2 separate regions of the Homo sapiens genome follow, and region 1 is linked to region 2. A link is an interaction called in ENCODE POLR2A ChIA-PET data of the cell type or tissue named here. Cell type or tissue: Panc1. All regions are shown on one strand. Each heading gives the region's core, and the rest is flanking DNA. Links, peaks and the distances in the headings are about the cores only.

What was found. ChIA-PET counts read pairs that join two places held together with the same protein. Peaks named below come from ENCODE experiments on the same cell type or tissue, not always from the same donor. Only the 100,000 strongest peaks of a DNase experiment are listed, where the experiment ranks them.
Region 1: POLR2A ChIA-PET joins it to region 2 with 8 read pairs; 6 of 35 experiments call an interaction of 5 or more read pairs at or near these places.

The regions. Positions count from the first base shown.
Region 1 is chr19:17,536,761-17,552,095 of GRCh38, forward strand. NIBAN3 (niban apoptosis regulator 3) reads left to right here. Exons shown (of 15, transcript NM_001321827.2): 5 at 616-783; 6 at 2,390-2,505; 7 at 2,587-2,691; 8 at 2,843-3,005; 9 at 3,632-3,822; 10 at 5,376-5,534; 11 at 6,557-6,673; 12 at 6,764-6,871; 13 at 9,926-10,037; 14 at 12,684-12,767; 15 at 15,026-15,335. The coding sequence ends at 15,138. Among named protein-coding and RNA genes, the nearest start is that of COLGALT1, 11 kb to the right of the region's middle. RefSeq lists silencers at 2,527-2,616, 3,027-3,346, 9,535-9,584. In Panc1, for the core only: no CTCF peak of the experiment used is centred there; no DNase peak of the experiment used is centred there.
Region 2 is chr19:17,609,528-17,624,862 of GRCh38, forward strand. It overlaps UNC13A (unc-13 homolog A), which reads right to left. Exons shown (of 44, transcript NM_001080421.3): 35 at 15,302-15,335; 36 at 14,015-14,020; 37 at 12,305-12,343; 38 at 11,166-11,195; 39 at 9,379-9,435; 40 at 8,894-8,974; 41 at 8,175-8,322; 42 at 2,236-2,328; 43 at 413-572. Among named protein-coding and RNA genes, the nearest start is that of COLGALT1, 62 kb to the left of the region's middle. In Panc1, for the core only: no CTCF peak of the experiment used is centred there; a DNase peak (open chromatin) is centred at 7,794; H3K4me3 peaks cover 1,092 bases.

The DNA.
Region 1 (15,335 bases), core at 5,300-10,299, 72 kb before region 2:
GTCATCGGTATCACTGTTAACCCCATTTGGGCAGGAAAATCACAGCTCATAGAGCTGTGTGCCCTAGTCATAGAGCTAGAAAGTAGCTTGGCCAGGCTGGGCACAATGGCTCACACCTGTAATCCTAGTACTTTGGGAGGCTGAGGCAGGCAGATCGCTTGAGCTCAGGAGTTCAAGACCAGCCTGGGTAACATAGTGAGACCCTGTCCCTTTTGTTAAAAAAAGAAAGAAAATGAAAGTGGTTTGGTCAGGTTGGAACCCGGGTCTGACTGACTCCAAAACCCCACATAAAGCCGGACGACTCAGATAACATCCCAGCTTGAATGGATTGGTGGTGGCTGCCAGGAGGACTGTATTAAGGATGCTAAGGCTGGAAAACAGTTCTGGGATGGATTGGTGATGTCTGCCTTGGGCATGCAGTGGAAGAAGGTGACCCTGCCTCCCCCAAAACTGTGCCCCACCCAGTGCTGTTGGAATAAGGATGGTGGCAAGTATCGTGGTATGACTCATATTTATCGAGCAACTGCCCATGCCAGGGACTGCTGTATGCATTTCAGGGGTATTTTCTCCTAGTGAATGAACGTCTAGAAGATGCGACCTCCTGTTTGTTTTCAGGAGACCATACTCAGGAAGAGCCTGACTCCCTCTTGGAAGTGCCTGTGAGCTTCCCGCTGTTCCTGCAGCACCCCTTCCGCCGGCACCTCTGCTTCTCTGCAGCCACCAGGGAGGCACAGCATGCCTGGAGGCTGGCCCTGCAGGGTGGCATCCGGCTTCAGGGCATAGGTGGGTCTCAGGACGGGTCAGACATTTGTGGGGCTAATGGTCTGGGGTCAGATGGCTCAGCCTCTGTTGGCTCGGGACCTCTCCAGGCCTCACTTTCTTTACCCAGAAAATGGGTTTTTAGGCCAGGTGTGGTGGTTCATGCCTGTAATTCTAGCATTTTGGGAGGCCGAGGCAGGCAGATCACCCAATGTCAGGAGTTCGAGACCAGCCTGGACAACATGGCGAAATCCTGTCTCTACTAAAAATACAAAAATTAGCTGGGCATGGTGGAAGGCACCTGTAATCCCAGCCACTCGGGAGGCTGAGGCAGGAGAATCACTTGAACCCGGGAGGTGGAGGTTGCAGTGAGCCAAGATCGCGGCACTGCACTCCAGCCTGGGCAACAAGAGCAAAACTCCATCACACACACACACACACACGAGAAGAAAATGGGTTGTTGGGGGAGCCAGAAGGGACACCAGGCAGTTGTGAGTGACTAGGGCTGTAACAGAGACACACAGGGTGCTATGGGAGCTCAGCCTGAGGGATGGGGGTTAGAGCAGGCTTCCCAGATGAGGGGAAGCTGGGGTCTGTAAAAGATGAAGGACTAGCCGCTGGGCGCGGTGGCTCACACCTGTAATCCCAGCACTTTGGGAGGCCGAGGCGGGAGGATCACGAGGTCAGGAGATTGAGACCATCCTCGCTAACACGGTGAAACCCCATCTCTACTAAAAATACAAAAAATTAGCCGAGCGTGGTGGCAGGCGCCTGTAGTCCCAGCTACTCGGGAGGCTGAGGCAGGAGAATGGCATGAACCCAGGAGGTGGAGCTTGCAGTAAGCCGAGATGGTGCCACTGCACTCCAGCCTGGGCAACAGAGTGAGACTCTGTCTTAAAAAAAAAAAAAAAAAAAGATGAGGGGCCAGCCAGATGAAGAAGGGGAATAGGTCAGGCACAGTGGCGTGGTGGCATGAGCTTGTGGTCTCAGCTACTCAGGAGGCTTAGGTGGGAGGATCACTTGAGCCCAGGACTTGGAGGCTGCAGTAAGCAATGATCATGCTACCGCACTTCAGCCTGAGCAACAGAGAGACCCCCTGAGAAAGAGAGAGAAAAGAAAAGAAAAGAGGAGAGAAGAGAACAGAAGAAAGAAAAGAAGGAAAAAGAAAGGAAAGAAAAAGAAAAGAAAGGAGAAAGAAAGAAGAAAGAAAGCAAGAAAGAAAGAAAGAGAAAGAAAGAAAGAGAGGGAGGGAGGGAAAGGAAGGAAGAAAGGGAGGAAGGGAAAGAGAGAAAGAAAAAAGTAGGGGAGCAGCAGGACTGACACACACAGTTGGGCAGGTTGTTGACTGCACAAACGATGCAACTAGAGGAACAGCTAGTGGCTGCAGTATGTATGGCCTGAACTGCTGGTCACGGGGCTGTGGCTGCCAGTAGAGGGTTCCTTCTAAGTTGAATAAACATGATGGTCTTGGGGGACTGTGTTCCCTGTGGAGGGCATTGCCTATGCAAAGTTCCAGAGATGGGTGAGACTTGGGTGTTGGGGACCTGGCCAGGCGGAGGGCTTCCTCCCCGGGCCATCGGGAGCCAGGCAGGGGAGCTACCAGCAGGCACTGAGGAGCAGCCCCTCTCAGTCCTGCAGCGAAGCCAGGCCCCTGCTGCCCGGGCCTTCCTGGACGCCGTCCGACTCTACCGGCAGCACCAAGGCCACTTTGGCGACGACGACGTGACCCTAGGCTCAGACGCCGAGGTTAGTGCCCCGCGAGGCCGCACCCGGGACCCCCAGGACCCTCCCGGCCGACCGCGGCGCCCATGGCCCCCTCTCCTGCAGGTGCTGACCGCGGTGCTGATGCGGGAGCAACTTCCCGCGCTGCGAGCCCAGACCCTTCCTGGCCTGCGGGGGGCAGGCCGCGCCCGCGCCTGGGCCTGGACCGAGGTATGCACGGCGTCCGGATCCGGGATAGGGGGCGGGATGCGGGCGTTCGGGTTCCCCTCCCACGACTGTCGCCTAAACCCTCTCCCGATCTCTCTGACCCCCATCCCCGCCCCGTGTCTCGGCTTTGTCCCCCCTCGACCGGTCTGGGCAGCTTCTAGACGCCGTTCACGCAGCTGTCCTGGCCGGGGCCTCCGCCGGGCTCTGCGCCTTCCAGCCCGAAAAGGACGAGCTGCTTGCGTCGCTGGAGAAGACGATCCGCCCGGACGTGGACCAGCTGCTGCGGCAGCGGGCGCGTGTGGCGGGGCGGCTGAGGAGTGAGGCCCTGGGGCGGAGCCTGGGCTGGGAGGGGCGAGGCGATGCTGGGGAAAAAGGGGCGTGACCTAAGCGAAGAATGGGCTTGAAGTTATGTAAAATGGGGGCGTGGTCAGAGAGGGGCGGGGCCAAGCATAGGATGTGCAAGGGAACGGGTGGGGAAGGGGCGGGGCCAAAGCGAGGCGGTGGGCGTGGTCTTGTGGTCGAGGCACTGGGGGCGGGGCCTAGAGTCTGTCCGGAGGAAACCAGGTCCTAAGGGGGCTGCTTGGATACAAAAAGGGCGGGGCCTCAGCGGGGGATAGGCGTGGCCTTGAGGCTGAGGCTCGAGGAGTTGAGGCCCAGAGCCGGGCCAATGCGGGTGGGCGGGCCTGGGAAGTAGAACAGCGGAGGAGGGGCGGGGGTAAAGGCTGATACATGGGCAGCGGTGGGCCAAGGTGGCCCCTACAAAGACCCAGGTGGGAATCCTGACTGGGCCCGCCCCTCCGAGGCTCAGTTTTCTCATCATTACAATGGGTAGAAGAGGGCGCTCAGCGTCCCTGCTCGCGTCCCCCTCGCGAGGGCCCCTGCACATCCCCATCTGTGAGGCACCTTGCGGAGGGGACTCCAGACCAGTGTCTTCCACTCCCAGCGGATATCAGGGGACCGCTCGAGTCGTGCCTGCGCCGGGAGGTGGACCCGCAGCTGCCCCGGGTCGTGCAGACCCTGCTGCGCACCGTGGAAGCCTCGCTCGAGGCGGTGCGGACCCTCCTGGCTCAAGGCATGGACCGACTGTCCCACCGCCTGCGCCAGAGCCCCTCAGGCACGCGGCTGCGCAGGGAGGTGAGCTCCCGTGGGTAGGGGTTCAGTGAGCCAGAGGGTGATGTGTTAACTTGAGTCTTTCCTGTGGAGAATCTTCACTGAATTTGTTCTAGGCTGCTTTTTACTTATTGTGGACCCATCACCATGCTATGGTCAGTGGAGCACAGTTTTTGTTTGTTTTTTGTTTTTGAGACAGGGGTGTCGCTCTGTCACCCTGGCTGAAGTGTAGTGGCACAATCTTAACTCACTGCAGCCTCGACCTCCCGGGCTTAATCAATCCTCTTACTTTAGCATCCCAAGTAGCTGGAAATACAGGCGCACGCCACCAAGCCCAGCTAATTTTTTAATTTTTTTGTAGAGATGGGGGTCTTGCTTTGTTGCCCAGGCTGGTCTCAAACTCCTGGGCTCAAGCGATCTGCCTGCATTGGCCTCCCAAAGTGCTGGGATTACAGGCTTGAGCCACCGCACTGGCCATGGAACACAGTTTAAAACGTGAGGGGAAAGGAGTTGGATGAGAAAAGTGGCAATTTAGCAAAATCAGTCTGAGGTCATCCCCCAAACTCCTCCTCCCATTCCCCTGTAGGGCAACAACCCAGAGAATTCTGCTCAAGGCAGGTCACCTCAGTGCATCTGATATACAAGTAGCACCTAAAATACATACATACATATATACATACATACATACATACATACATACATACATACATACATAGAATAGCACCTACTATGTACCAGGCAACCTTCAACTCATTCTTAAGCCTCCATTTCCTAATCACCTTCTCCAGGAACTGTCCCTGGTCCCCTCTATGTCTTGCAGTAGCCTGTGCTTCTCTTATCACAGCCTGACTTTCATACCACTGTGGGTGATTTCTATACTCTGTCTCCCCTAATTTGTAAGCAGAGACTGGGTTAGAGTATTCCATTTCTGCAGCCCCAGGGCCCAGCACAGACAGAACATGAGATGGTATTCACAGATCTGGGCCAGGAAATGTGCTCATTTCCTCTCAATTGTGCCAGCATCGCTTGTTATAGTTTTTTCAGGTTTTATCATTTTATGTCCATGACACCGTGCCTCACTGCTACTTATTTTATTTTATTTTATTTTATTTTATTTTATTTTATTTTATTTTATTTTATTTTATTTTTGAGACAGAGTCTCATTTTGCCGCCCAGGCTGAAGTGCAGTGGTGCGATCTTGGCTCACTGCAACCTCCTGGGTTCAAGCAATTCTCATGCCTCAGCCTCCCAAGTAGCTGGGAGTACAGGTGTGTGCCACTACACCTAGCTAATTTTTGTATTTTTAGTTGAGACAGGGTTTCACCATGCTGGCCAGGCTGGTATCGAACTCCTCACCTCAAGTGATCCACCCACCTCGGCCTCCCAAACTGATGGGACTACAGGTGTGAGCCACCATGCCTGGCCCACCACTATTGTATTATGAGTTTCTTTGGTGACAGCTGAGACGGGATGTATTTTCATTTGTGTTTCTCCTTTGGTGAATTGGTAATGGGGTCCCTGGCCCTTTGCAATCAGCTGACAGCATTTTTCCCCCAAAACTGCTTCCGGGAGCACAGGTTTACTCATTTGGGGAGATGCCGTGGGACTTGGCGCTGATGCAGACATGCTACCGTGAGGCCGAGCGGAGCCGGGGGCGCTTGGGGCAGCTGGCAGCACCGTTTGGCTTTCTGGGGATGCAGAGCCTCGTGTTTGGGGCCCAAGATCTTGCACAGCAGGTGAGGGTGAGAGGAGGCTGGGATGAGGCCAGGCTGTGAAGACAGCCTCCACTGACCTCCTGCTAAGTGTGCCCTGGAGAGACCACGATGATCGAGACAACTCCGCGGGGCTGCCAGTCTCATGGGGACATGAGCCCGTGACCAGGCAGCAGCCACATGTGGTGGACAGAGCTGGGGCAGGGTGTACAGGGAGCGCCAAGGATGTTCCTGATCCACCTCTGGGGTTGACAGGACTTTCAGGAGGAGGGGACTTCCAACATGGGAGAGCAATGGGAGGAATGGCGTTGCCACCAGTCCCGAGTGAATAGTGTTGAGAGTGCTTGTCTGCATTTGGGGAACGTGGAGCAATTTTTCAGAAATGGGGAAGATAGGCCGGCGACATGGACGGGCAGATCGCGCAGTGCCTTGAGCGTGGGGCTAAGGGGTGAGCTCTTTCCTGAGGGCAATGGGGAGCCAGAGCAGGTATGTGAGCAGGGGGAGGGCATGGCTGGATTTAAGGTTTAGGAAGCTTTGCCTGCCATAGGGAGCACAGGCTGTTGGGGACAGGAAAAGAGGAGGCAGGGAGGAGGCCTGCACCAGGATGGGGGATGTCAGTGGGGAGAAGCAATAAGTGTTTTGAAGTCTGAGATGGGACCTGCTGATGGACATGGTGACAGAAGAAGACAGAGAGTGAGATGATCCAGCACTACCTGGCACAGTTGTTCAGTTTGTGCACTGCACAAAAGCACTCAGTGGAGGAGGCTGAACTCTGGCTGGCTCCCTACTCCCCATTCTGGGCATCCTGGCACCATCTCCCAGAGGGAAGGGGCTTTCTGTCAGTTTGCACATAGTCCCCCACAGACTAGACAATCCCCAGGTCCTGAGAGGAGGGGAAAGGTGTTTCCTGGGACAAGGAGGAGGAGGTTGGGCAGAGGTGGCTGGTTGGAACAGGTTGGATGCTGAGAAGGGGTCAGCTGGGCAGGAGTGGGGCCCGGGAGGCTGGAGCACAGATTCTGGGGTCATCATAGCATCTCCTCCCACAGCTCATGGCTGACGCCGTGGCCACCTTCCTGCAGCTGGCTGACCAGTGTCTGACGACGGCCCTCAACTGTGACCAGGCTGCCCAGAGGCTGGAGAGAGTCAGGGGGCGCGTGCTGAAGGTGTGTTCTGTGGGTACGGGGTGGCATGGGGTGGCAGTGGGCCTGGGTGCTCAGATGGTTGCTGGACGCACCGCTGGGTGTGTTGTGCAGAAATTCAAATCGGACAGCGGGTTGGCGCAGAGGAGGTTCATCCGAGGCTGGGGTCTCTGCATCTTTTTACCTTTTGTGCTGAGCCAACTCGAGCCAGGCTGCAAAAAGGTGAGTTAATGGGAAGTGTGCAAGAGGGTCTGACAGCATCACCATGCATCCACTTAAAGTGGGCAAGAATGCTCTTTGAGGCTGGGCGCAGTGGCTCATGCCTGTAATCCCAGCAATTTGGGAGGCCAAGGCAGGCAGATCACAAGGTCAGGAGTTCGAGACTAGCCTGGCTAACATAGTGAAACCCTGTCTCTACTAAAAATACAAAAAATTAGCCAGGCATGGTGATGGGCGCCTGTAATTCCAGCTACTCAGGAGGCTGAAGCAGGAAAATCGCTTGAACCCGGGAGGGGAAGGTTGCAGTGAGCCGAGATCGCGCCATTGCACTCCAGCCTGGGCGACAGAGTGAAACTCAGTCTCAAAAAAAAAAAAAAAAAAGAATGCTCTTTGATCATTAGAGACCATTTGACCTTAATCCTAGCACTTTGGGAGGCCAAAGTGTGGGGATTGCTTGAGGCCAGGAGATCAGTCTGTACAACATAGTGAAACTCCATCTCTATAAAAATACAGAAGTTAGCCAGGCGTGACAGCATGTGCCTGTGGTCCCAGCTACTCTGGAGGCCAAGAGGTGGGAGGATCAATTGAGCCTAGGAAGTCGAGGCTGCAGTGAGCTAGGATCGCACCACTGCACTCCAGCCTGGGCAACAGAGCAAGGGCCTGTCTCTTTTTAAGAGACTTCCATACCCTGAGCCCTGGAGCTGGGTCAGGTGGCTTTTCTGGGCTTCCACAATGCCCTCTGCTTCACCTATGACGGGGTTCATTACCCTGTGTCTGCCACAGAAGAGCTGGGATGGGTCCCACACATCGCATATCACCTGGTGACATGGGCATCAGTGGAGGGAGGAGGTGGATGGAGAGTGGGTAAGGGTTGGGTGGGGAGTTACCAGGGAGTCAGGAAGGATGTCCCTGTGAAATGAAGGCATGGGCCATGTCCCGGGAAGGGCATTCCAGGCAGAGGGCACAGCATGTGCAAAGGCCCTGAGGCCTGACCATGCCTGGTGTGTTGGAGGAACAGTGACAAGGTGGGTGTGGCTGAAGCTCAGTGAGTGGAAGAGTGGGAAGGAGGTCAGCGGGAGTCCTAGGTACCTAGGCACACAGGGCTCATGGGCACCAGGCGGGTGTCTGACATGGGTACAAACAGAATCCTCTAGAGGAAGTGGCTGGGAATTGGGGAAGTCTCAGCTGAGACACTCATACTATTCCCTGTGAGGTGTGATTTGCTGTGCCTAATTAATCCCATGAATCCTTTCCACAACACTAGAGAATATGGGCCACTGAGTCCATTTTAAAGATAAGGAAACTGAGGCCAGGCGTGGTGGCACATGCCTGTAATAGCAGCACTTTGGGATAGTGAGACCCCACCTCTACAAAAAATACAAGAATTCGCCAGATGTGGTGGTGCACGCCTGTAGTCCAAGCTACTTGGGAGGCCGAGGTGGGAGGATCGCTTGAGCCTGGGAGGTCAAGGCTGCAGCGAGCCATGACTGCACCCCTGTAGTCCAGCCTGGGTGACAGAGAGAGACTATTTTATTTATTTTATTTTATTTTATTTTATTTTATTTTATTTTATTTTATTTTATTTTATTTTTAGACGGAGTCTCACTCTGTCGCCCAGGCTGTAGTGCAGTGGTGTGATCTTGGCTCACTGCAACCTCCACCTCCTAGGTTCAAGCGATCCTCCCATCTCAGCCTCCCAAGTAGCTGGGATTACAGGCACCCGCTATAGGGACCAGCCCCACAGGGTCGGTGGGTCTCTCCCTGTGTGCAGAGACAAGAGAGTGTAGAAATAAAGACACAAGACAAAGAGATAAAAGAAAAGACAGCTGGGCCCGGGGGACCACTACTACCAAGTTGCGGAGACCGGTAGTGGCCCCGAATGTCTGGCTGCGCTGTTATTTATTGGATACAAAGCAAAAGGGGCAGGGTAAAGAGTGTGAGTCATCTCCAATGATAGGTAAGGTCACGTGGGTCATGTGTCCACTGGACAGGGGGCCCCTCCCTGCCTGGCAGCTGAGGCAGAGAGAGAGAGGAGACAAAGAGAAAGACAGCTTAAGCCATTATTTCTGCATATCAGAGACTTTTAGTACTTTCACTAACTGACTACTGCTATCTAGAAGGCAGAGCCAGGTGTACAGGATGGAACACGAAGGCGGACTAGGAGCGAGACCACTGAAGCACAGCATCACAGGGAGACGGTTAGGTCTCTGGATAACTGTGGGCAAGCCTGACTGATATCAGGCCCTCCACAAGAGGTGGAGGAGCAGAGTCTTCTCTAAACTCCCCCGGAGAAAAGGAGACTCCCTTTCCCGGTCTGCTAAGTAGCCGGTGTTTTTCCTTGACACTTTTCGCTACCGCTAGACCACGGTCTGCCTGGCAACAGGCATCTTCCCAGACGCTGGCGTCACCGCTAGACCAAGGAGCCCTTCTGCTGGCCCTGTCCGGGCATAACAGAAGGCTCGCACTCTTGTCTTCTGGTCATACCTCACTATGCCCCCTCAGCTCCTATCTCTGTATGGCCTGGTTTTTCCTAGGTTATGATTGTAGAGTGAGGATTATTATAATATTGGAATAAAGAGTAACTGCTACCAACTAATCATTAATGATATTCATATATAATCATATCTAATATCTATATCTGGTATAACTATTCTTGTTTTATATTTTGTTATACTGGAACAGCTCATGTCCTCGGTCTCTTGCCTCAGCACCTGGGTGGCTTGCCGCCCACAACCCGCCACCACGCCCAGCTAATTTTTGTACTTTTAGTAGAGACGGTGGTTTCACCATGTTGGTCAGGCTGGTCTTGAACTCCTGACCTCATGATCCGCCCACCTCAGCCAACCAAAGTGCTGGGATTACAGGCATGAGCCACCGCACCCGGCCTGTTTATTTTAAAATAAAAATATTTAAAAATAAAGATAAGGAAACTAAGGCCCAAGCCCCGCCCCCCAACCCCACAGCTAATCAGGCCCAGGGCTAGGGCAGAAGCCTGTGTTGTAGGCCTCTAGAGGGGCCCTCCTCTCCATCCGAGCCCCTAACCCGCCATGGTTCCAGGAGCTGCCTGAGTTCGAGGGGGATGTCCTTGCCGTGGGCAGCCAGGCTCTGACCACTGAGGGCATCTATGAGGACGTCATCCGGGGGTGCTTGCTGCAGAGGATTGACCAAGGTGAGTCCCGCCCTGCCATGGCTCAGAGGAGCCTGGCGTCCCTTGGCTGTATGTACCGAGCCCCACCAGGGCCACATCGACTCTCACTTCCTGTGAATACTTGCCATTTGACCTTAAGTCAGGACTTGGCCTGAGGAGGTCCAGGGTAGAGGAGCTCAGAGGGGCAGGGATGGATACTCTCTGAAGGAAGGGCCGTTGGACTGGGGCTGTGAGGGATGTATAGGAGTTCTCAGGATGAGAAGAAGGAGGCAGAGTTCAAAAACTACTGATAGAGGCTGGGTGTGGTGGCTCACACCTGTAATCCCAGCACTTTGGAAGGCTGAGGTGGGCAGATCACTTGAGGTCAGGAGTTTGAGACCAGCCTGTCCAACATGGTGAAACCCCGTCTCTACTAAAAATACAAAAAATTAGCCGGGCATGATGGCACATGCCTGTAGTCCCAGCTACTCGGGAGGCTGAGGCAGCAGAATCGCTTGAACCCAGGAGGCGGAGGTTGCAGTGAGACAAGATCGCGCCACTGCACTGCAGCCTGGCGACAGAACGAGACTATGTCTTTTTTTTTTTTTTTTTTTTTTGAGACAGAGTCTCGCTCTGTCACCCAGGCTGGAGTGCAGTGGAACGATCTTGGCTCACTGCAACCTCTGCCTCCTGGGTTCAAGTGATTCTCCTGCCTCAGCCTCCCGAGTAGCTGGGACTACAGGCATGTGCCACCACGCCCGGCTAATTTTTGTATTTTTAGTAGAGATGGGGTTTCACCATGTTGGTCAGGCTGGTCTCAAACTCCTGACATCGTGATCCTCCCCCCTTGGGCTCCCAAAGTGCTGGGATTACAGGCGTGAGCCACCGCACCCGGCCAAGACTCCATCTTTTATTTTTTATTTTATTTTTGAGACAGAGTCTCACTCTGTCACCCAGGCAGGAGTGCAATGGCATGGTCTCGGCTCACTGCAACCTCCGCCTCCTGGGTTCAAGCCATTCTCCTGTCTCAGCCTCCAAGTAGCTGGGACTACAGGTGCATGCCAGCACACCTGGCTAATTTTTGAATTTTTAGTAGAGATGGGGTTTCACTATGTTGGCCAGGCTGGTCTCGAACTCATGACCTCGTGATCCGCCTGACTTGGCCTCCCAAAGTGCTGGGATTACCGGCGTGAGAGACATCGTCTTAAAACAAACAAAACTACGGATAGACATTTAAATTTATTCATTTAACAACCACTCCCTGTTTTTCTCTGGGCTGGCATTGAGGCCCTAGAGGTTTTCAGACTTGGAGTTGGCCTCTTAGGAGCTCCCGAGCTGGGAAGGAGCTCCAGAAACATCTTTCTCCCTCCTGCTTCCTGAGTTCATTCATGGATTAATTAATGCCCATGATCACTGAGATGTGTGCACTGATTGGGGGGTGAACAGGATGCAGTGGGGATTCAGGGAATGTGAGCATCCATGCAGCCAGCACAAGGGCACGGAGCGGGAGGCTGGAGGCTGCTGGAAGATGCGCAAGGCCTTGAATGACAGGCAGAGGAATTTAGACTTATGGTGCAGGCAGTGGGGAGCCATGGAGGGTGTGTGAGCAGAGGTCAACAGAAGCCAGACTGGAAGTGAGGGAGGAGGCTGAGGCCCCGGTTCTGGGAACAAAGGACAGGCCCGAGCAGGGGCAGCAGCCAAGGGAACAGAGTCTAGGAGGGAGGTGCGGGTGGGAGCTGGAGGTGCCAGAAGTGTTGGGCTTCAGGTGTCACTAAGTGAAGGAGAGGGGTTCCACAAGCCAGGGAAGGTGTGTGGAGAACAGAGGGGAATCTCAAAGAGCCCTCATTTGAAGGAAAGAGGAAGAACAGACATAGAAGGTGAGTTCAGCAGCCAGGCACTGTGGCTCACGCCTGTAAACCCAGCACTTTGGGAGGTTGAGGAGGGTGGATCACTGGAGGTCAGGAGTTTGAGACCAGCTTGGCCAACATGGTGAAACCCCGTCTCTACTAAAAATACAAAAATTAGCTGGGCATGGTGGCACATGCCTGTAGTCCCAGCTACTTGGGAGGCTGAGGCAGGAGAATGGCGTGAACCCAGGAGGCGGAGCTTGCAGTGAGCCGAGATTGCACCACTGCACTCCAGCCTGGGCGACAGAGCGAGACTCCATCTCAAAAAAAAGTTGTTTTTTTTTTTTTAAATAAGGTGAGGTCAGAGAGTTGGGAGACACCCCCATAGATGGTGGGTTCTTGGGAGCCAGGGAATGAGGGAGAGGATGTGTCTGTGAGCATCTAAACAAGAAAAATGGAGCTTCCTTAAAATAGCAGAAGTTTTAAATAGGAATAAAAGCTATTTTCTGACTGCAGAATTAAATCCAGAAACAGTTGACCTCAATAAGTTTCTCTTCCTAAAGATTTTATGTATCCTTAAGTGGGTCCATCCTGAATTGATTTGTGATGTCTGCCTAGAGCAGCATGTTGGGAGGTGGGACTGGCAGTGTCCAGGCTCAGTGAAGGGTGCAGGGATCGGTTAGCAATGTCTGCCATGGGTGCGGGCTTGGAGAGAGGCTCTATGTGAGCCACCTCTTTAGGATTTCTGCTTGAGACATTTGTAGTCTCTCTGGGAAAATGCAGGGAAGCCCCTTGATGCCTGGGCTTCCCCAGGTGTGTCCAAGAGTTCATCTCATTTCAGAATTGAAAAAGACCCTTGGTGCCAATGATGTATCCTGCACTCTGGACGGCTGCTTGGAGGTCCCATGGGAACAGGAGGGAGCAGGTGGGGAACTTCACAGGCTTCTGAAACATGCCAGTGATTGCTGGGGGTGGGGAGGTGGAGGCCCACATGGGGTGTATGGGATTGTCATGAGTGTGGGTTCATGGACGGAACAGAATGCACTTTGTCTCCTTACCCAGCCAGCCTGGCCAAGCTCGTGAACAAGCTCAGTGGGAAGTTGTGGAGTGCATCTGAGCCACAGAGGGACCCTCTAAACCCAGGCTCTGACATGCATGTGAGCTCAGCCCTGGGGGGCTGAGATTGTGGTGAATTTGTGTCCCATCTCTCTCTCTCTCTCTCTCTTTTTTTTTTTTTTGAGACAGAGTCTAGATCTGTTGCCCAGGCTGGAATGCATAATCTCAGCTCACTGCAACCTCCTCCTCCCAGGTTCAAGTGAATCTCCTGCCTCAGCCTCCCGAGTAGCTGGGACTACAGGCGGCACATGCCACCATGCCCAGCTAATTTTTGTATTTTTAATAGAGATGGGGTTTCACCATGTTGGCCAGGCTGGTCTCGAACTCCTGACCTCACATGATCTGACTGCCTCAGCCTCCCAAAGTGCTGGGATTACAGATGTGAGCCACCAGGCCCAGCCTTTGTATCCCATCTCTAATCCTAGGACTTAGGGGGCATCTCCCAATGGCTACTTCCTGTCGCCAACTTGGAAAGGGAGATTGTAGTGACAGGGGCCTTAGGTTTACCACCAGCAAGAGCTTCCAAGATGGCCATAATTTGGGGGATAATTTTTTTATGCAGCAATAGCTAACTAATACACTTCCTAGCTGATCTGGGACAGAGAAACTGATCAATATTTACACTAACTTGGATAAATAGTTAAACAGTCCTAGAAAGACTTCTAAGGCCAGGCACAGTGGCTCATGCCTGGAATCCCAGCACTCTGGGAGGCCAAGATAGGTGGATTGCTTGAGCCTGGGAGTTTGAGACCAGCCTGGACAACATAGCAAGACCCTGTCTCTACAAAAATTTTAAAAATTAGTTGGGTGTGGTGGAATGCACCTGTAGTCCCAGCTACCCGGGAGGCCCAGGTGGGAGGTTTACTTGAGCCGTGGAGATGGGGTGGCATTGAACTATGATTGCACCACTGCCCTCTAGCCCGGGCCACAGAGAGAGACCCTGTCTCAAAAACACAAACTAACAAATACAAACATGAGTGTTAGAATATTTCAGGATTTGCAATTGGATGTGAGGGATTGTAGATGGGCCCCTGAATTTATTTAACCAGAACCAAACCAACAGGCATTTGGTTTCTAGTCTTCCATACTAACAGCCAATGCCACAGGGATTAATCTTGTACATACTTTTTTTTTTTTTTTTTTTTTTTCAAATGCAGGTTCCTGTGGGCAAATCCCGCAATGGGAACCCTCAGAATTTAAAGTATGTGTGTTTGTCATTTCAACAGAGGGCTGTCCACCAGGGTAGCCTCACTGGTGCCCCTCACCTTTGTCCGGGAGGTTTAGGAGCTGCTTTTAGCTCCTTTTCTGAGAACCTTCTCTCCTATCCTTCACCCTTTCATCTTTTGGCTGCTTATACATTTCTTTTTCTTTTTATTTATTTATTTATTTATTTTTTGAGATGGAGTGTCGCTCTGTCACCAGGCTGGAGTGCAGTGGCAGCATCTTGGCTCACTGTAACCTCCACCTTGCGGGTTCAAGCAATTCTCCTGCCTCAGCCTCCCCAGTAGCTGGGATTACAGGCGTCCACCACCACGCCCGGCTACTTTTGTATTTTTAGTAGACATGGGGTTTCACCATGTCGGCCAGGCTGATTTTGAACTCCTGACCTCAGGTGATCCACCTGCCTCGGCCTCCCAAAGTGCTGGGATTACAAGCGTGAGCCACTGCACCCGGCCTACATTTCTTTTTTTTTATTTTTATTTTTTGAGATGGAGTTTCGCTCTTGTCACCCGGGCTGGAGTGCAATGGCGCGATCTCGGCTAACTGCAACCTCTGCCTCTCGGGTTCAAGCGATTCTCATGCCTCAGCCTCCCGAGTAGCTGGGATTACAGGCGCCCACCACCATGCCCAGCTAATTTTTGTATTTTTAGTAAAGATGAGGTTTCACCATGTTGGCCAAGCTGGTCTTGAACTCCTGATCCTTGGTCTCCCAGAGTGCTGGGATTACAGGCATGAGCCATTGCGCCCAGCCAACATCTCTATTAACTCTGATTTTTTAAGCACTTATTACATGCCAGGCATCTGACACATCTGATTTTTGACGTCCGTATATTTTCCATTATACAGATGAGGAAACTGAGGCTGAGCGGGAAGGAGGGGCTTGTCCCAGGCAGCCAGACTCTGGTGCCCAGATCCAGCCACTCTGCCCACCGCCTTCTCCAGGAACATTCCGGAGCTGAATCTTCACCCACATCTATCTTGTTTCTATTGGATAAATGTCTACAAGTGGAATTTCTGGGCCAAAACGGATGTGCCATCTTTAGGCTTTTGTAACCCCTGCAACTTCAGAAAACTGTACCATTTTATACTCCAAGCAGCAGCATTTATTTGTGTATTTTCCCCAAGGCTTTCTTTATTTTAATTTTTTTTTTTTTTT
Region 2 (15,335 bases), core at 5,030-10,029:
CTCAGTCCTGTCCCCAGGTCCCTCAGCCCCCCGCTCATAAGCGTCATCACTGCCACCCTCATTCCTTCACCAGACAGAGTCTCCAGCCCCAGCAATGGCCCTGCCCACCATGCACTTCCTGCCCAGACTTTCCCTCCCCTCTGCAAGTCTTCATCATGAAGTTACCCCACTCTACTCATTGCCTCCCCTTGGATCTGCCAGCCCCCAAAGGTGACCTCCATCCTCGTGTCCCCTCCCTGATGTCATTCCTGCACTACTAAGGGGTCTCCCTTTCCAGCACCCCCACCTAGAATGTGGCCCCTCCCATTCCCGGGCCCAGATTCCAGATACCTCCTGCCTAGCTGGCTTTGGGGTTCACCTGGCGGATGCCCCCTCCCTTGCCCCCATGCTCTTCAAAGCATCCCAAACTCACAACTGGAAGCTCTCATTGTACTTGGGAGCCCAGCTATTGTTCTTGGATTTGGTCGCAAACTTGCGTTTCTTGTCGCTGAGCTGGGGCCCAATGATGTTGACCTCGATGAACGGCCGGAAGATGCCAGAAGTCTGCCACTTGAGGTCATTGGCAGCCACCACTGTTGGAGGAAGTAGAGGGTAAGACAGGTCAGGTTCTCCCAGTTGGAAAAAGTAGATGTTTGTGGCTCTCAAAACCTGCCCAAGGCTGGGCGCAGTGGCTCACGCTTGTAATCCCACCACTTCGGGAGGCCAAGGCGGGTGGATCACTTGAGTCCAGGAGTTTGAGACCAGCCTGGGCAACATGGTGAAACCCTGTCTCTACGAAAAATACAAAAATCAGCTGGGCGTGGTGGCACGCGCCTGTAGTCCCACATACTTGTGGGGCTAAAGCAGGAGGATTGCTTGAGCCTGGGTGGCGGCAGTTGCAGTGAGCTGAGATTGTGCCACTGCACTCCAGCCTGTGTGACAAAGCAAGATCCTGTCTAAAAAAAATAAAAAATAAAAACACCCCACCCCTCGCCCGCCGCCAAAAACCCTGTCTGAAATAAAGACTACATTTCCCAGCATTGCCATGAAGCTAAGTGTGGTCATATGACTATGTTTTGGCCAATGAGGTGAGAGAAAAAAATCACGTGTACTACTTCTCCACTGTGGCTTAAAAGGCAGGGAGTGAACCCCAAACTTTCTCCTTCCTCTAGCCGCAGTCTGCAATGCTTGTGGGGGCTGAGCTCTTTGTGACCCTATAGTGGAGGAAAAACACATTTGGGTCCAGGTATGGTGGCTCACGTCTGGAATCCCAGCACTTTGGGAGGCCCAGGTGGGAGGACTGCTTGAGGCCAGGAGTTTGAGACCAGCCTGGATACCATAGTGAGACACCATCTCTACAAAAATATAATTTAAAAAGTAGCCAGGTGTGATGCTGCATGCCTGCAATCCCAGCGACTCCGGAAGCTGAGGCAGGAGGATCGCTAGAGCCCAGGAGTTTGAGGCTGCAGTGTGCTGTGATTGCACCACAGCGCTCCAACCTGGGCAACAGAGTGAGACTCTGGCCTCTAAAACAAACAAACAACAACAACAACACATTAGGGATGAAAATGCAACAAAAGATGGCAGCAGCACAGATCACCAACACTGCGAAGCCTCCATATCAGCTCGAGGCTGGTTGCTACTTAAACTGTTATCCCAGAGAAAAACCAATTCTATCATTTTTGTTTGTTTGTTTACATGGAGTCTCACTCTGTCACCCAGGCTGGAGTGCAGTGGCGCAATCTCAGCTCACTGCAAACTCCACCTCCCGGGTTCAAGCGATCCTCCCACCTCAGCCTCCTGAGTAGCTGGGATTACAAGCACACGCCACCACACCCAGCTACTTTTTGAATTTTTAGTAGAAACAGGGTTTCACCATGTTGGCCAGGCTGGTCTGAACTCCTGGCCTGATCCGCCAGCTTTGGCCTCCCAAAGTGCTGGGATTACAGGCATGAGCCACCGTGCCTGGCCTAATTCTGTCTTATTTAAGCCATGTCAAAAACAGCCCAATCTGTGTTCTAGTCAACAAAAGCCAAGAAAAGGAAAGCAGGGCTGAGAGATGGAGAAAGTGGGATTCAGTCTTACAAAACTGTTTACACTGCTGGATCCAGCCATGCCTGAAGGTGGCCACCTTTGGACGTTTCCGTTTCATGGACCATTAAACAACAACAACAAAAAAAGGGTGTTGCTTAAGCCAGTTTGAGTTTGGTTTCTGTTTTAGAACCTAGCAAGTCCCTCCCACCTCAGACCACTCACCTTTCACTGTGACCTTGTGTTCCCCAGTTCCTGGATGAGTGAACAGCTCAACATGGACAGAGACTTCACCCACAGGGTCTTCTACACCCAAGCCTGGGCAGGGCAGGGGAGGATGGTCAGCGTGAGCTCTGTTCTTTCCCACCCACCAGGAGGGACCTTGACGGCCTCCCACCCACCTGTGCTGGCGGCACCAGGTCATCAGCCCTGATAGGGAGGCACTGATGGGGGGCCAGGATGGGAGGTGCTCTTGGGAAGCCAAGAATCCTGGGTTCTGGCCTTTTACTGCCTTGCTGTGTGATCTTGGGTAGATTGCTTAACCTCTCTGAGCCTAATGCAATTCTTTTCTTTTTTCTTATTCCATTGATTGCCATGTTGTCAAAATTCAGTCTTCATGTTACATTACATCTTGGCAGCATCTGGCACCCTGGCCTCCTGTGGCTGTTTGTCCTCTTGGCTGCAACAATGTCACCAACTCGATTCTCATCCTACATAGTTGTCACTCCCTCCAACCCCCTTTTGTCATTTTCTCCTCCGTGGGTCCTCAAACTGACCCTGCACCTCAATATTTGACACTCTTCTTTGTCTTCACTTCCTCCCTAGGTGCCCATAAACTGGAAAATCCTGCCAGCTCTACCTTCAAAATACATCCAGAAGCAGAGCCATGTCTTTTCCCTGTATCCTACACCTGCCCCCAGCATCCCATGCCTGGACTATTGCAGTAGCCTCCTTGCTGGTCTTCCTTCCACTCTTTCATCTACTCTCAGTATACCAGCCAGAAAAATCCTATTAAGTCAGATCATGTCGGCAGGGCGCGGTGGCTCACAGCTGTAATCCCAGCATTTTGGGAGGGTGAGGCAAACTCACTTGAGCTCAGGAGTTTGAGACTAGCCTGGGCAACATGGCAAAACCCCATCTCTACAATAAATACAAAAATTAGTGGCCATGGTGGGGCGTGCTTGTAGCCCCAGCTACTCTGGTGGCTGAGGTGGGAGGAACACTTGAGCTCAGAAGGGTCCAGGCTGCAGTGAGACGAGATCGCACCACTGCACTTCAACCTGGGTGACAGAGCAAGACCCTGTCTCAGAAAATTAAAAAATAAATAAATAACATTTAAAAGTCAGATCATGTCCCTCCTCTGCTCAAAACTCTTCCATGGGTCGGGCAGTGGTGGCTCATGCCTGTAACCCCAGTACTTTGGGAGGCTCATGCTTGTAATCCTAGCATTTTGGGAGGCTGAGGTGGGCAGATAACTTGAGGTCAAGAGTTCAAGCCCATCCTGGCCAACATGGCGAAACCCTGTCTCTACTAAAAATACAAAAATTAGCCGGGTGTGGTAGTGCACGCCTGTAATCCCAGCTACTTGGGAAGCTGAGACAGGAGAATCACTTGAACCTGGGAGGCAGAGGTTGCAGTGAGCTGAGATTGCACCACTGCACTCCAGCCTGGGTGACAGAGAGAGACCCTGTCTCAAAAAAAAAAGAGAGAGAAAAGAAAATTAGCCAGGTGTGGTGATGCATGCACCTGTAGTCCCAGCTATCTAGGAGGCTGAGGCAGGAGGATCGCTTAATCCCAGCTGGTTGAGGCTGCAGTGAGCTATGATCCCGCCACTGCACTTCAGTCTGGGTGACAGAGCAAGACTGTCTCAAAAAACAAAACAAAGCAAAACCAAACTCTTCCATGGCTCCCACCTCACTCTGAGATAATCAAAGTGGTTTTTGTGACCTGCAACACCCCTTCCAATAGTGGCCCTTTCCAATAGGTTACTATTACCTCTCCCCACTCACCCCATTCTTGCCCTTGTTAACTCTGACCCAGCCCCACAGGTCACCTCATTGCATCACCTGGCCCAGAATCCTCATCCCTCCTGATGTGACAGCTCATAGCGGCATCTTTTATTTTCCTTACCCCTATTTCCCTTCTAGTGCAGAATCTTAAGTTTCTTTTTTTTTTTTTTTTTTTTTTCTTTTTTTTGAGATGGAGTCTTGCTTTGTCGCCCAGGCTGGAGTGCAATGGCGAAATCTCGGCTCACTGCAACCTCGGCCTCCCAGGTTCAAGCGATTCTCCTGCCTCAGCCTCCTGAGTAGCTGGGACTACAGGTGCACACCACCACACCCAGCTAATTTTTGTAGTTTTGAGACGGGGTTTCACCATGTTGGCCAGGATGGTCTCGATCTCTTGACCTGGTGATCTGCCCGCCTCGGCCTCCCAAAGTGCTGGGATTACAGGCATGAGCCACCGCACCTGGCCTTCTTTTTTGTTTTTGAGATAGAGTCTTGCTGTGTCACCAGGCTGGAGTGTAATGGCACCATCTCGGCTCACTGCAACCTCCGCCTCCCAGGTTAAAGCGATTCTCCTGCCTCAGCCTCCTGAGTAGCTGGGATTACAGGCATCCACCAACACGCCTGGCTAATTTTTGTTATTTTTAGTAGAGATGGGGTTTCACCATGTTGGCCAGGCTGGTCTCAAACTCCTGACTTCAAGTGATCCGCCCAACTTGGCCTCCCAAAGTGCTGGGATTACAGGCATGCACCACCGCGCCAGGCCTCAACCCCTAATTTTTCCATTATGGAGTCAAAAAGTTCCCTTGTCTGCTTGAATCATGGTGTGGTGGGCTTCTGTTTGGGGCCACCAGCCGTGTCCTCCATGGTGCCAATGGGGATCACTGATGGGGCAGCTTAAAAGAATCTCTCCCGGTCCCGCCTTCTGTGACTCAAAAGGGCATCCTGTGGGGCCTGTGGACCTGTGACCGCCAGCACCTCCACCAACCCCTCCCCACCCCCCACCAGGCAACTCCCCACTCCTGGACCACCCCATGCACGGGGAGAAGAAGGGGAAAGTCAGAGGTGAGGGTGGGAGGTTGGGTCAGTCAAACGCTGATTGGGTTACCTCACGCTGGACAGGAAGTGACTGAGGGTTGGGGAGCACAGGGGCCTGGAGACCCCCATCACCCCAGTACTGGGGTATGTGGCCCCGGTCTTTGCTGCACGCCCCAGGCCGTCTTCCTTGTTGCCTCAGGCTCCCATTCCACCCCCACCCCCCGCCACCAGTCACATGCTCAGCCGCCCCGCCCTCCCCCAGGCCGATGCTTCATAGCAAGCTCAATCCGGGCCAGACTGGGGTGCCGGGGGTGCCAGGGGGAATTGGACAGTGGTGGGTCAGGTGAGGGGTCAGACCAAGGCCAAAGCTAGTAAGAAGGGGGGAGGGAGGCAGTGCTGGGTGCCCCCATCCCGTGCTTTGCTGGCTTCGCGGGGAAGGGTCTTTCCTGGGCCTCTCAGTGCTTCTTCCAACCCCACTCCCCACTCCCCAAGTCCCGGGACCCCTGCAGGGGAAGGTTCCTCGGACAAGTGGTTGAATCTCCTTTGGCTCTCAGTATCTCATCTGTGGAATGATGTACCCCTCGTGGGGCAGTTAAAGAAATCTGTTTCAGTTTCCCCAAGAAGGCTAGGCATGGAGGCTCATGCCTGTAATCCCAGCACTTTGGGAGGCCAAGGTGGGAGGATCATTTGAGGCCAGGAGTTCGAGACCAGCCTGGGCAACATAGCCCAGGAGGTGGCGGCTGCAGTGACCTGAGATTTCGCCATTGCACTCCAGCCTGGGTGACAGCGTCTGCCTCAAATTAAAAACAAAATGGCCAGGCGCTGGGATTACACCTGTCATCCTAGCACTTTGGAAGGCCGAGGCCAAGATGGGTGGACCACTTGAGGCCAAGAGTTCAAGACCAGCCTGGCCAACATGGCAAAACCCCGTCTCTACTAAAAATACAAAAATTAGCCAGGCGTGGTGGTGCGGGCCTGTAATCCCAGCTACTCAGGAGGCTGAGGCACAAGAATCGCTTGAAACCAGGAGGCGGACGGAGGTTGCAGTGAGCTGAGATTTCCCCACTGCATTCCAGCCTGGGTGACAGAGTGAGACTCTGTCTCAAACAACAACAACAAAACCAAACACAGATTCTTCAAGAAATGCCTGGCACAAGGTCCTGCTCAGCCTTAGAGCCTGATAAGTATTCACTGAGATCAGCCTGGGCAACAAAGTGAGGCCACCTCTCTACAAAAAAAATTAAAAATTAGCTAGCCATGTGACGTGTGCCTGTAGTCCCAGCTCCTCGGGAGGCTGGGGCAGGAGGATCACTTGAGCACAGGAGGGAGGCTGCAGTGAGCAGTGATTGCACCACTGCATTCCAGCCTAGGTGACAGAAGGAGACCTTGTCTCTAAATAATAATATCAATAACAATAATCCTATGAAGTAGGGTCCTTGACTGTCCCCATTTTACAGATGAGAAAACTGAGGCTCAGGGAGACAGATTCTTGCCCAAGGTGCCTACCCGTGGAGTGGCTGGGCTGGAATCAGAGCCCAGCTCTTAACCTGACAGGTGCCTGTCCCGGGGTCCCAGGATCTGGCTTAAAAAATATGTCATATCAGGAGAAATGGATTCTGGGATTCCCACTGGAATCGCTTCTTCCCCATGTAGAACCAGCAAATCGTCCTTCCCCCTCACCCGCCTGGGCCCTCCAAGCCGCTCAGGCCTGGGCGGCGGCCCTGCAGGCCCTTGAGGCAGAAGGACGATCCTTTTACTAGCCGGGGCCAGGAGGGGCGCAGGCACCGGGCACCAGGCGCGGGCGGCGGGCGGGAGGCGGAGGCACGTACCCTTCTCAGGATAAATGTCTTCACTAAGGGTAAACCTAGTACCTTTTCCACCATGGACTAATTGGGGGTGGGGGTGGAAGGGGGAGAGAGGTGGGAAGCATGGGGAGCGGGGAGAGACGAGCCAGTGAGAGGTGAGGATGGAGGAGTGTGTGTGGAGGGGGCAGGGGAGGCGCGGAGAGGGGACGGCGAGTGAGAGGGAGGAAAAACAAGAGAGAGAGAAACGTCAGCTGCAGACAGACGGAGAGACAGACAGCCTCCTGCTCCAGGGACACCAGGGACACTAAAAGCAGCCAGGACTGGAAGGGAAGCTGAGCTCAGAGACCCAGCGCCCACGGAGGGCCCTTGGGCTGGCTGGATCGGGGGAGAAGGGGGCCGTTGGAGGCCACAGGGCTTTGCTCCCCTCGCCCCAGGCTGGGTGTCGATGGCGATTCTCCCTCCCCCTCCTGAGTTCAAGCCGCCAAACTTCTTCCCCTTGTCGGGACCAATTTTGAAAAGGGGGGGTCCCCAGGGAATCCTGCCCTCCATCCAGCCCCAGCTGCCGTGTGTGTGCGCTCAGAGAGGGACAGGAGACCGAAGCAAAATACAGAGAGAAAGAGAGAGTTTGAGAAATGGGAACTCCCTCTCCGTCCACCCTCCCCCACCAAGTCGAGGTCCCTCCCGCCCTCGGAGCTGTCAATCATTCCTTAGCCCCATGACATCACAGAGGTCCCTCCTCAGGGGAGTTCAACCACTCTCTGGGACCATGACGTCAAAGTTCCCACCCATGGACCTGCCAATCATTCCTTGACCCCTTGACATCAGAGGTCCTGCCCATCCTGAGCTGTCAATCACTCCTGAAGTCTCCCAGAGCTGTCAACGATTCCCTGGACCCATGACTGTCCAGGTCCCTCAGGAGCTGACAATCATTCATTGGCCCTGGGACACCATTGATTTTCCCAGGAGATGACAATCACCTTGTGGCCCTACGACGTCACAGGTTCCACACCTAAGAGTCATCAATCCTACCCTGGTCCTTGATGTCAAAGACATTCCATCCCAGAGCTGTTAATCATTGTCTGGCCCCAGGACATCACAGATTTTCCCAGGGGTTGACGATCACCTCCAGGCCTGTGACGTCAGAGGCCCCGCCCCCATGAACCTTTGATCGCTCATTGGTCCCTGGACTTGGTGCAGAGATGTCAATTCCGCCCCATCCATGACGTCACAGGGGAGTGAGCCAATGGCAGCCGTTCAGGCTTGGGGCGGGGCTGTCTCCGCGGAGCGGGAAAGGGTGATGCGGTCTGGGTACCCTTACCCTGGGCCGATTGCGTCTGTACAAAGGTCTTGATTAGCAGGTCGGTGGCCTGCGTGTAGAGCGACAGGGCATAGCGCAAGGATTGCAGGTCCGGGCTCTTCTCCAGGAAGGTCTTCTTGAGGCCCACGCCACCCGCGTGGAAATATTGCTGGGGAGGACAGGGTGGGGAGAGGTGAGGATGGTGGGAACCTCTACCCACTCATAGGGCTGGGTAGCCCTGCTGTCCCCACTCCCAATTCTTCCCGCTACTACTTTCTCACCTCTTCCTTTGCTTTGCCTAGTGAACTCCTATGCATTCCTCAGAACCCACCTCTCACATGCCGTCTTCCAGGAAGGCCTGGCTTCTCCCACCTTGGGCTCGCCCAGCCCCCATCCTTCCCTCTACCCTTCTACACCTCAAGAAATGCCTGGCACGAGGTCCTTTACATCCTTCCCTCTACACCTTCTCACTCTTTGGGCTCCCCCAGCCCACATCCTTCCCTCTACCCCAAGCCTAATCCTACAAGGCTGAGAATGTCTGTATCCAGCAGTCTTCCCCGACCTGGGGCTCCTTAAGGCTCCAGCATTAGCCAGCCCAGCTCTGGCACAGACAGGGGAACGAGGGAGTGTCCATAAATTGAACAAATTAATGTGGGTCCGAGGCGAGCCTAAGTCCATGACCACAGCAGCCACACCCTCTACATCCCCCACCTGGGATGGGGAGGGGTAGGGCCTCTCACCTTGATGGTGTCCAGGGCCAACTCAACAACCGCGCACTGCTTTGGGGTCAAGCTCTTGGCTTCTTCTCGTACCATGTGATCCTGGATGGATGGGGAGAGGGGCCATGTGGGTGGAGTGGGCTCCACCTTTGGAATCTGTGTCTATGGGTCTCATCCCTGTTCAACTTGGAGGAGCTGGGCTGAGGGTCTATGTTTTCATCATCCCAGCACCCAATATGTGACTGGTACACAGCAGGTGCTCAAAAAATATTGGTTGAATAAATGACTTGCCCTCTTGATCAAGCTGTACCTGAAGCTGAACCATTCACATCTTTCTGACACACTGGGGAGCAAATATCTTGTGCTTCAGTGAGTAGAGTTTCTGTCCTTTGAGCCTGTAATGCATGTCATCATCCTGGGACCCCTCCCCCAGGATGGTGGCAACCTGGAAGCCACATGAGTTTGGGGGGCAGTCCCTCACGCCATAATCTATCCCCACTCCTCACCTTGAGTTTGGACAGCTGACCCAGCTCCTTGGCTGCATTGAAGATCATCTGGGTTCCCTGCAGGTAACAACATACAGCTGGGTGAGGGCAGGGGTGCTACAGCTGACACTCCAGCCCCAGAGACCATCTTGGTTCTTGCCCAAAGGCTCTGGGCAGGGCAATAATTGTGTCCCAGGGACAGAGGTCTGGAATTCCCCAGGAAGAACTGAGGAGGATGTGGTGACCTTGTCCCTGAAAATCCCGGTCCTGTGAGGATAGTCCCCCACCCTCTCAGCCCCACCCAGGCTTGTGTAACAGGAGAAACAGACAGGGACCAGACTGTGAGGGGCAGTGGGTTGGGGGAGCCTCAGACGGTGGTGTTTGTGGGTGTGGGCAGGGTTTCCAGGGAAAGGGAGCTTTGGGAACACAATAGGCTAGGCTGAGGTTGCAGAAAATGGCTCTGGTCAAACACTTCCTCCTCCTCAAGGAGCATCCCCTCTGCAGGGAAATTTCCCCTGTAATCTGGGAGGAATTTCAGTCTGATTTTTCTTTTCTTTTTTTTTTTTTTTGAGACAGAGTCTCCCTCTGTTGCCCAGGCTGGAGTGCAGTGGCATGATCATAGCTCATTGCAGCCTCAAACTCCTGGGCTCAAGCAATCCTCCCGCCTCCCCAGTAGCTGGGACTACACGTGTGAGCCACCATATCCAGCTAGTTTTTGAAATTTTTTTCATAGAGATGGGGTCTTGTTGTGTTGTCCAGGCTGGTCTTGAATTCCTGGGCTCAATCGATCCTCCTACCTCAGCCTCCCAAAGTGCTGGGATTACAGGCGTGAGCCACATTGCCAGCCAGTCTGACCTTTTAAAGGAAAAATCCTCCCTCTATACAAACACCTCCATATCCGTCCTCCACCCCACCCCCAAACAGACACTAGCAAGATGGTGATGTGGTGATGGCTCTGACAAGCCAGATGGGCCTGGGTTCAAATTGCAGTCCTGCTGTGTGGCCCTGGGCAAGGCACTTAACCTCTCTGAGCCTCAGTTTTCCCATCTAGATGAGGAAAATTATATCCACTTTGTGGCTTAGTCTGGACTGAACAAGTCTTTGCTCAGTGTTCGCTAATTATCACTTGGTCTCAAAGTCACGGGCAATGCTAAGGGAGACGGGGTCCCAGCCTGGAAGGCATGTGTCTAGCCTCCTCTGTCACTGCTGGATGGCCCCAGGCTTGTCCCTGAATGCTCTGAGCCTCAATTCCCACTGTGGCTAACAGGGATACCCATGGTAACTTGGGGGACAGGGTGGGGCTGAGTATTGAGGTAACAAGTCTTGTCTTACTGGGTCCTGGGGTGGTCTGGGGGTCCTGGGTGAGGCTAGGTGGGGAGGGGGCCCATTTACTGTGGAAATATTTGGAATTATGTTCATAGTCTACCAGCTGGCCATCTGGTCATTCCTAGAGGTATTACTATTATCATCTTGGCTGTTACTATTCTTATTTCTTGTCTGTGATCCTGAGGTTCTTACAAGGCACAGTTACTCAGGGGTCCAGCGGACTGGGCCTCAGTTTCCCCTGCTGCACCCACCTGTAGTCTGGCAGGGCTCAGGGGCCTTCCTGGGTACCCTCTGCCCTACCCACCAACCCCCCACCCACCACCCCCCACGAGCAAGCCAGACAGACAAAGGAAGAAGAGACCAACAGACAGGTTCACAGTACGCCCTCGGACGGCACGAACCACAGAGGTGGAAGGGGGCACAGGGGTGGGGTGGGGGGGAGTGGGATGGGAGCCAGACAGACAGTGAGAGGCCGGTCTTACGTCTGAGTGGCTTGGCAATTTCACCCTGCCCTGTGGAGAGAATCAGGTGGAGGTCAGAGTTCTGGTGACTGTTGGGAGGATACTCAGTGGGACTTCCCTGCCCCCTCAAAGCACAGTCTCACTTCCCAGCCCAGGAGCTCCTCCCCAGGTCCTGGGTCTAATGGTGGGCCCCCTCCCCAGCTAGCACCTCCTCTGGTCCCCTAGCAGGGGTTTAGAGGTCAGACTCCTTGACTGCCAGCACACTCTCGGGGTACCCAGGAGGCTGGAAGCAGCCTCATCCCACAGTCAGCCTGCCCCAGGATGGGGCACCTGGGGAGGTGGGGAGATGAGACAGGGCTAGGAATCTGTCTCCTCCTCCATTCCCTAAGGGGCTGCCCCTATATCCCAGCACCCAAGTCTACAAAAAACATATTAACATATACTGTAAGTTCACTCAGTGCTGAAGAACCCATACACTAAACTACATACGTGCACTCCTAAACACTTGCAGGCACGTACACAATTATATCACACACAAAAACCCACACACCCTTCTTGACCCCACACGGATTCACATCCACATATAGGGTGCCTGGGACACTGAATGTGCCCCGCAAAGGGCTGGCAGAGAGAGTACGGAACCCCTGTGACCCACATTCACAAAGCTAAGACTCCATTTGTAGACACAAATGTACAACGATATCTTCTGCACAAGTGTACAGCAAGACAGCTGCTTGCGTGTTGCTGTAGCTCCCATCTCCTTAACAACAAACACCCATTAGCACAGCAACAAAAAGAAATCTACGTAAAAAACAACACGTCTCAGTCCAGGGTGGTGATCTAGCGTGTAGGCTCCTCAAGAAGGCACAGAATTTCAGCTGAGCCCAGGGCTCAGATGAGCCCTGTGGGTATTGCTGTGGGAGGATGGGAGCTGTTTGTGCACACACATTAGTTCACATGTGGACACACACACTGCACGTTCTGTCCCTGGAGAATCACTTCATCTCTGACTTCTGGTTTTGCAGGACTTGGTTAGGAGAGCTATCTCCTACCCACGACCCCCAGCTGCCCTTCCTGCCCAGGTGCACAGACGCACACACATGCACACACATGCCCAGACACTGGAGCTCAGGGCCTCAGTGAGACGAGGCCCTCATTACCTTTTCTAATCCCTTGCCATGTTTTCTCAAGAGGTTCCCCTGCAGAGATAATGTCACAGGGTGATCAACCTGGCAAGTCGTGCAGGGTGGGAAGCTGGGATGCTCACAGGAATATTCATGGGGATGGGGGAATCCACACTGCACAGGGTACTGGTGACTGGGTTGCATGGGGATAGTGTGTTTGTGTGTGTGTCTGTGTGTGTGCACACACGTGCATGCGCTTTAGTGACTCACTCTTAAATGGTGTGAGAGGCAGAGACAGGAAAGAGAGAGAAAGATACAGATACAGAGCTAAAGAAAGTCAGAAAGAAGGGAAAAAAGCCACTGCCAAAATATAATCCATTTACATTTACTGTACACATGAGACTCTTGGTTCTTGGGTTAACAGGAAAGCAAATGGGCTGCATATTCAGACAGATCTGAATTTGAATCCTGATTCTGGCATATATTTACTATATGACCTTGAACAAGTGACTCCTCTCTGAGCCTCAGCTTTCCTCATCTGCAAAATGGGGATAATAATATCCACCTCACTCAAAGGGTTATCATGAAGGTGAGCTGAAACAGGAGCTATGAGAAGGCCTGGCATATGGGGAGTCATTAAATGCGAATTCCTTTATTCCCCCTGCCTACAAATGCATTGCCTGTGGTTGGGTATGCTGCCACCAAGTGGTTATAGCCAAAGACCCAGGCTGCAGCTACCAGGAAGTAAGAGCCCTTGTAAACTTTTAACAAAGTGAAATCTTGTAACAGCCTTGTCTTGCCCACAAAGGGAAAATCTGAAGTTGTTTTGTCTCTGCTCTTACACATGTCTGCATATCACCACCACCACCACCACCACCACCACCACCATTAGCTCTGCCTCTGGGCCGGTCACTGAGAGTGCAGTGGCGCGATCTCGGCTCACTGCAACCTCTGCTTCCTGGGTTCAGGCAATACTGAGATGAGTATTTTAATGCATCATGCCATTTGGTTCTTAGAACTACCCTCAGGGAGGTGATGCAATGAGCCCCATTTTCCAGACAAGGAAACAGAGGCTGGGAGGTCAAGTGACTTCCCAAGGTCACAGAGAGAGACAGTGGCTGGGCTAGGATTTGACCCCAAGTCTACCTGACATCAAAGCCATGACAAAAGTCTCCCACTTGGGCACCTGGGTGTATGTCTGGGATTGGTGTGTGTCGGTGTGGATGGCGGGAGTTGGGTAGACAGGGTGGTGGGGTACCAAGGAATGGTCTGGAGCATGGAATTTCAGAGGAATCAGAAGTAGAGACCCTCATGGTGAGGACCTGCATTCTGGGAAGCTGCTGACAGTTCAGAGCCCAAAGAGGAGGTCAGAGGAATCCTGGGGTTGATCCTCTTTCTAGCTTCAGGGCGTCTGGTGACATCTGGGCACGGGAGCAAGGTTGGATTCTACCCTTAGACGGCAGGTCCGCTGCGAAGGAGGAGCTGGGCTTGGGGTTTGGGAGTGGGTAGTGGGGCTCCTCTGGACTTCAGTGGGACAGGGAGGGTGGGCGTGGTCTCCCTCCCTCCCAGCCCCGCCCCCTCCCCATGCCCCGCCCCAGACAGACACAGGCACATCTAGGCGGGAGGGAGGATGGTGGGTGAGGAGGGGGCGCTGGGTGGGTGGGGAGAGGGGTGCAGCGACGCGGTGGGCCGAGTCCAGACACAGAGAGGACGGACAGACAGACGGACAGACGGGACTCTACTTACGATCATCTGTCATCCGTGATGGGGGCGGGGCGGTGGGGGAGGGGGGAATAAGGTACCATGAGTCTCCCGGGAAGGCCAGGGAGGGGGCAGAGATGGCAGCACGGAGGGGCAAGACCCCTGCCCCAGCCCAGCCCAGAAGAGGTGGAAGGATGGGAAGTCCGAGCCTCCCCGACCATCGTCGCCCATCTATGGCCCCCGCTCACCCTCCCCAAGCCTCCGTGGTCCACCTGGGAAAGACCTCCCCACTCCCTAATGTGCCCACAGCCCACATGCCATTGCTGTCCTCAGGTTCTTGATGCCTCCCGGAGGGACCCACGCCCAGCTACATCCCTCTACAGATGTTTGGGTCCCCTTGGTCCCTAGAGATTATGGCCTCTGGTCTATCGGTCCTGGTCTCTGGATGGCCAATGATCTCTGCTTGACCTCTCTGACCTTGGATGCCCTCCATGACCTCTGGCTGACTTCCAGGAGCCCCTTGGTCTATTGATCTCTGATGTCTGAAGTCCATGGTGTCTCCCCTCTTTGGCTTTTGAATGAGCCCCAAAGCCCTTAGAAAAACCCATTGATGTCTATGCCTTCTCTTTTTTTTTTTTGTTTTTTTGAGAAAGGGTCTCGTTCTGTTGCCCAGGCTGGAGTGTGCAGTGGCGCCATCTCAGCTCACTGCAGCCTCTACCTCTTAGGTTCAAACAGTTTTCGTGCCTCAGTTTCCCAAGAAGCCAGGATCACAGGATCACACCCAGCTAATTTTTGTATTTTTAGTAGAGACGAGATTTCACCATGTTGCCCAGGCTGGTCTCGAACTCCTGACCTCAAGCAATCTGCCCGCCTCGAGCCTCCCAAAGTGCTGGGATTGCAGGCGTGAGCCACGGTGCCTGGCCAATGTCTATGCCTTCCGTGGCTCAAGGATAACCTTGATCCCAAAATTGACCTGTTTTCTAGATGACCTCTGACCTTTGAAAGCTATTTTGACCTACATGTGACCTCTATGACTTTAGTGGTCTCTTGACTCTACCTGATGTCTTTGACCCCAGAGAAAATACAATGGACTCTGAATGACCTCTTTAACTCTTCGATGATCTTTAACCCCTGTGTGAACTCTCTGACCTCTGAATGGCCCCCCACTGACCTCTGGTGGCTTCCATGACCCTTGAATGGCCCTTGAGCCTGGATGACCTCTCTGAGACCGGATGCCTTTGTTCTTACCCCCCAGCCTCTAGGCACCAAGTTTTCTGGGCTCTCGCCAGGGAGGTGGCCTAAATGTCCCCTCGGGCCCCCTGCAGGTCTCACCGTCTGGTCAGTGAGGGGCGGCAGGACGATGGTT